Regions from separate parts of the Homo sapiens genome. Here region 2 is linked to region 1. The links are chromatin loops, found by intact Hi-C in ENCODE. Cell type or tissue: GM12878. All regions are shown on one strand.

Region 1 (4,000 bases):
GCTAAATAGGATTCTTCTGAAGCACTGTCTGTTTTAAAACGGTGATCCCTCTTAGTAGAGCTCCCATAGAATGCCTTCCGAAGTTCTCTTCTGCTCTGTACTCTCTGGCTGAAAGTTTCAGAAACAGAGCGACTAGAGTGGTCTAGAGTCAGAATACAGTGTAAGGAAGCAAAGGGGATGAAAATTGAGAAAATCGTGAAGTCTGTATTCTTCATGAGATTTTGCAGCTGAATAGGACTCAGAATAGTTGTAGTTCTCTTGGGCTAGATAATTGTTTGAACTGATAAATAATTTAGATACCGGAATTTTCTCTCTCCTTTTTCAGGAGCCACCTCCTAGATAATCTTCCTCTTCAGCTGGTACTGTTTTATAAATGAAGCCTCTGAATTGTTCATTAGTATTTTCAGACCTCTTTTATCTAGTAAGTTTTATGAGAGAAGACATTTTTCCTGATGAATTGGAATGTTTTGATTAAAATTTTTTTTTTATGTTTTAAGTTAATTTATTAGACATTAGTAAGCACTTAATTTTTGGGGCACAGTATGTGTGGAGACTAATGCTCAACTACAAAGTTAGTTTCTCCATAGATGTTATGTAGAAACTTCTGTAATCTTCAGTACCTAGTTTAAAAAAAATTAGAATTAGGAAATGATCTATATAGAAGTGAATAAATTTAGTACACAGTGACTAGATTGATCCCTAGATTGGGGGATTTTTGCTAATTTAATATTAGATTTAATCCTAATAGTTAAATCAACTGGTAATGCCATGAATAATTTTGATCCTTTTGTGGTTTTGAAAGATGTATTTTCAGAATTAATTTTATTACCCTCATAACATGCTCAGAGAACTTTGGTGTAAAGATAATGCGTTGTTTTTCTTGGTGGCCAATACAATCTTTTAAAGTGTACTTTTTAGCTTAGGTATCCCTGGAAGTTTTTGTTCTCAGTTTAATGATCTTGTCAAGTAAATACCACCTAATTATCTATTCCTATTCCGCTATCATTTATCCAGGCAATAGAGTTTTATATTAAATAATGCTTTAGGAATGAGAGATTTATTTGTAATTCCTATTCAGCTATCTTGTCTATAAAGCAAAATTCATACTTACAGTAGTTTGTATTCTCTTAACTTCTCGGTTAATAGGCAGTGTGGTGAAGTGGAAAAACCCTACAAACTAACACAATGACAAATACATCTTGGATATTTTTGTGTAGTTCCCTTGTCATTTTAACTTTTTCTAATCTGCTAATGAATCAGACTTTAGAGGAAAGAGATAAGAGCTGACCTTCTGACTTCCTCCATATAACTGAGTAAACCTATCGGGATTGTAGATTTCATTTCATTTCTTTTTTTTTTGAGACGAAGTTTCACTTTTGTTGCCCAGGCTGGAGGGCAATGGCAGGATCTCAGCTCACCGCAACCTCCGCCTCCTGGTTCAAGCGATTCTTCTGCCTCAGCCTCCCAGGTAGCTGGGATTACAAACACGCGCCACCATGCCTGGCTAATTTTGTATTTTTAGTAGAGATGGGGTTTCTGCATTTTGGTCAGGCCGATCTCAAACTCCCGACCTCAGGTGATCCACCTGCCTCAGTCTCCCAAAGAGCTGGGATTGCAGGCATGAGCTACCACGCCTGGCTGTAAATTTCATCTATAAGAGAGTGATACTTGTGGTGTTCTTGTGTTTATATATTTTTTCCTCTAAGAAAGTGGGCTTTTTGACTGATGGCTTGTTCTTTAGAGTCATAATATCTTTAGTGTATAGATAAACCAAAATTCTTCTATATTTCTGTGATGGAGGACATAATTTGACCTTCAGGTTAGTGAATATTTGCATTGAGTTGTGCAATATTTCTTCTACGTATATGAATGAACACATATCTGATTCTTGTCACAGGCTGTTTAGAATCAGAGGAAACAAGGCTTGTTGGTCTCTGCTGCTTTACTGCAAAAGCAATGTGAGAGTGATGAATGCAGAACAATTAGTGTAGCTGCCAGTTTTCAGTTGTCTTATATGATTGGAAAGTTCCTCATCTAAACACTAATTTATTTTAATCATTAAACTTTTCATTATTTTCTCCCTCAAAGATGCGCCCCCCCTCAATCAAAAACAAAAACCCACCCAAGCCCTAAAATTAAACCAAAAAAAGACTTCTGGCAAATAAAGTTGATTTGCTTTTCTTTCCTTACCTCTGGCCTTTGAAGATTCAGAGACTCAAAAGTAGTGAAACAAGTCATACTTCTCCCTATATCCTGCCCACAGAAACTTTCAGATGACATGAAGGAAGAAAGAACTAACTAGATAGTTGACTTTTGAGTAAACTCAGGCTTTGTTTCTTCTCTATCTTGTGGTAGATAAGAAAGACTTTGGACCAGATACTGGTGTGAAGATAGGAAGAGTAGGATTACTTTATTGTTGGGAATATGGGAAATATATTCAAAATATATGAAGCTGTGTTCCAGTGTAAATATGCTAGGTTGATTATCTCTTCCAGTCATCACGAAAACTACTTCATGCCTTGGTGAAACTGGCAACATGGGTTGTTTCTGAAGAGATACATGTTTTAATTTATGAGGTGTATTTTTTGTGTTTGTGTGTGTAATGGTAATGATGATATTCATACTGAATTTACTGCTACAATGTTACAATCTGTTGCCAGTTAAAATTACCCAGGAATGAAGATAGAGCATTTTGAAAATACAAGTTAGTGGTAAAATACTTTGTTGTACAAAAATAGAATTTATTTGTTGCATTTCTATACTACATCATCAAATAATATTAAACAGTTGGATTTTATCTCCTGGTAAAACTTGTCTAAAGTAAATGCTGTAGACTAATGTGTAATTTTGAATTATTTAGTCTCTGTATTTAAGAAAATCCAACAAGTATTATACTGCAGCCAGCATAAAAACACAGCATTTGCCATCCTTATTTAAAATTTTTCAGCTTTATTAAAGTGTAATTGGCATGTAAGTAACTTTACTTTTAAAATATTACCTGGGAAACTACCACTGTGAAGATAATGATCACATCTGTCACCCCTAAAAGATTTCTCCTGCCTTTTGGTAATTCCTCCTTCCTGTTCCTTTGTCACAGGCAGCCACTAATCTGCTTTCTGTCACTATAGATTAGTTTGCATTTTCTTGAATTTTATATAAAGATAATAGTGTATGCGTTTTTTTTTTTTTTTTTGGTTTGCCTTCTTTCAGTTATCATGGTTATTTGAGATTAATCAGTGTTTATTTTGTTATTGCTGAATAATATTCCATTGGGTGAACAATCTGCAATTTAACTGTCCGTTCACCTGTTGAGGGACATTTGAGTTTTTTGCAGTTTCTAGCTCTTACAGATAGAGCTGTTGTATGCATCCCTAAACAAGTCTTTGTGTGGACATATGCTTTTACTTCTCTTGAGTAAATACCTAGGAGTGGAATTGCTGGGTATTTTTAACTTTTTAAGAAACAAGCTGTTTCTCAAAGTGGTTGTATCACTTGAAATCCTACCAGCACTGTATGAACTCCAGTTTCTTCATATCCTTGCCAGCCTTGATATGGTCAGTCTGTTTAATTTTAGGCTGGTGGCAGGTGTCTAGTGGTAAAGTAGCTCATTGTGGTTTTATCTTCTGTTTCCCTAATAACTAGTGATGTTGAGCCTGTTCTCACGTGCTTATTTGCCACCTGTATTTTTATTTATTTATTTGCTTATTTTGAGACGGAGTCTCACTCTGTCGCCCAGGCTGGAGTGCCGTGGCGCAATCTTGGCTTACTGCAACCCCTGCCTTCTGGGTTCAAGCGATTCTCCCACCTCAGCCTCCCGAGTAGCTGTGTCTACAGGCATGCGTGACCATGTCTGGCTAATTTTTGTATTTTTAGTAGAGATGGGGTTTCGCCATGTTGGCCAGGCTGGTCTCAAACTCCTGGCCTCAAGGGATTCGTCTGCCTTGGTCTCCCAAAGTGCTGGGACTGCAGATATGAGCCACTGGGCCTGGTGGCCCCCTGT
Region 2 (4,000 bases), 210 kb before region 1:
AATACAAAAAAAAAATTCACCAGGCATGGTGATGCACACCTGTAATCCCAGCTACTCAGGAGGCTGAGGCATAAGAATCACTTGAACCCGTGGAGTGGAGGTTGCAGTGAGCTGAGATCGTGCTGCTGCACTCCAGCCTGGGTGACAGAGTGAGACTCTGTCTCCAAAAGAAAAATAAATAAATAAAAATACAAAAATAACAATACAAAAATTAGCCGAGCATGGTGACGTGTACCTGTAATCCCAGCTACTAAGGCTGAGGCAGGAGAATTGCTTGAACCCGGGAGGTGGAGGTTGCAGTGAGCTGAGATTGTGCCACTGCACTCTAGCCTGGGCAACAGAGTGAGACTCTGTCTCAAAAAGAAAAAAAAAAAAAAAAAGCACATTCTTTTTATTTCAGGGCATTGCTATTTTGAAATGCGCAGGATACATATACCATTGCTTTTCCTTTTACTGATTTTATTTTCAATCGTTTGTGTCTGTTGTCTACACAATAGGAGTTTACTAAATACTGTTGATTGACTAAATGTCCTAATGCATGCTGTGATGTTTGTTTAATGGTATAGAGCTGTAGAAAGTTTTCATTCATTCATTCATTCATTCATTCATTCATTCACTCAGTCATTCATTCCTGAATACTATCCCTGATGTTATGCTGCACATTAGGGGCTCAGAGAAGAACGAAAGCAAACCTCTGTCCTCAAACAGCTTCTAATCTGGTTAGGTGTGAGTGGAGTGAGCATGTGTGAGTACGGAATATAAGGGACAGGTGTGCAAATACTTTCAATATGATGTGTGTACAAATTTTGTGAGTACATAAAAGAGGGACTTTTGACTCTTGGGGAAGGTGGGAAGGTATGGATTTTATTAGAGATGGCTTCAGGGAAAGCATCATATTCAAGCTCAGATGCAAGGGACAAGGGGAGGAATCCTCTAAGAACAGAGTGGAAAACTGAAGGGGATTGTGTTGGGAGGCACATTTTCCACCTTTGTAGCCCCTTCTCCAAATTAAAAAGGTCGGGATAGGTGGAAACAGCTGGGGGAGGTGAGTGGGAGGAGATTACTGACAAGTCCCCAAATTCTGTGGCTTGGAGAACTTTGGGATTCCTGTAGCCAGTTTCTGGGCTGTGGAGGTTCCCTGGTCCATATTTCTGGTATTGATGACTGTTGATAAGATATTGATGACTATGGCAGACGTGGGCTGTTTTTTCCCCAGCATCCTTTCTCCATTCTTTTGGCAGCAGCCCTCGTGCTTCTATAGGATCATCCCTTTTCCAGTTTCAGTCCTTGTGGTGTAGGAGAGGGTCAAACCCTGCCCCCACTGGGATATTCCATTCCCTTGGCCATAGTAGCCCTGTGATCCACACCATGCCAATCAGGGCCCAAGAGACTTAATGCTAGGATTTTCATTTGAATTACTGAAGCAGTACAATCCTGCTTTTCTGCTGGATATGATGCTGGATGGAGTGTGGTCCAAGGAGCTGTTGGCAACCACTTGGCAACTACATGAGGCTTAGAATGAGGCCAACATCAAGCGAGTACTGTCAAGACACAGAGAGGGAAGCTGGTTCCTGGTGACACCCTTTGAGCCCTGAATCAATGGATACCTGAAGCCAGCCTTATCCTAGGACATGAGCTAACAGATTGCCTTTTTAGCTTTAGCCAGTCTGAGTTGGATTTCCTTCAGTTTGTTCTGGGCAGAATCTCAACTAATACCACGGCCCATAACCCTGTGAGATATCATTGCTTCAGGAAAACCTTTTCTTTTTCTCCTAGAAACTTCAGTCTTAGAATGCAGAGGAGGGATGAAAGTGGGAGTTTTAGGCGTGATGGCCAGGAATACAGTTAAGAGGGGCAGAACATATTTGCCCCTGATTTTCGATTGCTGGTGCTATTCTCACTGATGTCAATCACCTTAGTGTCACTCAGTGGAAGGATTTACTGCAGTGGTAAATTTCAATGGAAAGAGTTTTGTTATTTCAGCACAAATTTTTGTTGTTAGTGGTGGGGACTTTTTATAGTTCTGTTTTTACAAATCAAAAGTAATGGTTAAAGTAGTGACTGCATTAGAGTCTATTCTGATTTCAAAGGATCCTAGAAGTCAACTAGTTCAACCTCATTAAACCTCTGGTTCTTCAACAGTAAAACTGAAATCATCAGAATATGCACCTCATGGGGGCATGAGCTGTCATGTATCTTAAACTCTAATATAGATTTGTATTTACAACTCAATAGAAATAGCTTACTTCCAATAATTTGGGTAACAGGAAATCATCTCATTTTAGAGGATCTAAGCAGTACTTCTTTACAAATTTATATATTTTAAATATGTAAATGGTTTCATGGCTCTCTCTGGGCCTCAGTTTCCCCATTTGTAAAAGGGGGGGTAATAATGGTACCTAATTCATAAGGTAGTTGTTGAGGATTAAGTGAATAAAGCCCTATGCTCCCCCTACCCAGTCACTCTCCACTTTTTTTGACCCTGCTCAGTGTCTGGGAGGCTGATCTGACTCAGGTGGGTTGTGGTCACGGGGCTCCACTGCCCTCTGGTTCTGGTAGGTTTCAGCCTATGAAAAACATGAGGCTGGAGCAGGAGAGCGGTGACTCTGCTGGGGTCAGCGTGAGCTGGCCATGTCTTGTCACCAAAGGCCCTAGCTCCTGGTGGGGAGCCCTCTCCAAAGGCCCTGGTAAAGGCTTTGTCTCCTTGTTGCTTCAGTCCCAGAGGCTGTCAGCTCCACTGTCACCTGTGTTTTCTCTACGTCTCACCCACACCTTTGCAAATGGTCTCTCTATTGAGCCGTTCTCAAAGCTCCCAATTCGAGTGCACCCCTCTGCTTCTGCTGGCTGCTGACTGATTCACTCCCTCGACAAGACCCAGGACAGTGCCTGGAACACACTCAATGCAGTCCCTACTGTAGTTATTTTGTTATTTACAAAGCAAAAAATCACATGCATCATGGATATGTGGTTCGACCATCAATTTCATAGTTCGAGGTCTTCTTTTCTTAATCAGATGTTGTGGTTTTACTTTCATGAGTTAGGAATGGCTTTGATGAATGACTGACCCTCCCATTGAAGTGCCGCCAGAAAGAATGGGTTATGGGCACAATCTCCAATGCCCAGTCATCACATTACACTCTTAGTCCTCCAGGATTCTCATCTCCCCTTATCATAACCCTCAGGACTCAACTATAACCCAGGAGGTTTCCCACTTGTACTAATGTAAATTAAGCAAACTCAGATACACCCTTTTGGTAGGGTCCATGGATGTTGTAGATTGAAAGTCTGTATTTCCCCTAAGTTCATACATTGCAGTCCTAACCTCCAAAATGATGATATTTTGATGTGGGGCCTTTGGGAGGTGATTAGATTTATTTTATTTATTTGTTTGATTTTTGAGACAGTCTCTCATTTTGTGGCTGGAGTGCAGTGGTGCAATCATAGCTCACTGCAGCCTTGACCTCCCTGGGCTCAGGTGATCCTCCCATCTCAGCCTCCTGAGTAGCTGGGACCACAGGCATGGTGCCACCACACCTGGCTAATTTTGAATTTTTTGATAGAGATGGGGTTTGCCATGTTGCCCAGGCTGGTCTCAAACTCCTGGGCTCAAGCAATCTTCCTGCCTTGGCTTCCCAGAGTTCTGGGATTACAGACATGAGCCACTGTGCCCGACTGTGATTAGATTTAGATGAGGTCATGAGAGTGGGGTCCCCCTGATGCAATGAGTGTCCTTTTACGAATAGGAAAAGGGAGCAGAGTTCTTTCCCTTTCTCTCCACCATGTGAGCACACAGTGAGAAGGTGGCTATCTGCAGGTTAGGAAGAGACCTCTCACCAGGGAACCAAATGGGCCAGCGCCCTGGTCTTGGACTTCACAGCCTTAAGAACTGTGAGAAATAAATATCTATTGCCTAAGCCACCTAGTCTATGGTATTTTGTTACAGCAGCCCGAGCTGACTAAGACGATGTAAATATTTCATGTGCATAAGAACAATGTGAAC

Evidence for each region. Hi-C counts contacts between places; a loop is a spot of excess contacts. Peaks named below come from ENCODE experiments on the same cell type or tissue, not always from the same donor. Only the 100,000 strongest peaks of a DNase experiment are listed, where the experiment ranks them.
Region 2: it touches region 1 in a loop (2.0-fold over the local background); 1 of 110 quality-filtered maps calls a loop at or near these places.

The regions. Positions count from the first base shown.
Region 1 is chr3:72,425,091-72,429,090 of GRCh38, reverse strand. The region is part of intron 1 of RYBP (RING1 and YY1 binding protein); the gene reads left to right. Among named protein-coding and RNA genes, the nearest start is that of RYBP, 20 kb to the left of the region's middle. In GM12878, no CTCF peak of the experiment used is centred here; a DNase peak (open chromatin) is centred at 2,242; H3K4me3 peaks cover 642 bases; H3K27ac peaks cover 1,009 bases.
Region 2 is chr3:72,632,340-72,636,339 of GRCh38, reverse strand. All of the region lies in intron 8 of LOC105377161 (a long non-coding RNA gene), which reads left to right. Among named protein-coding and RNA genes, the nearest start is that of RYBP, 190 kb to the right of the region's middle. In GM12878, no CTCF peak of the experiment used is centred here; a DNase peak (open chromatin) is centred at 2,059.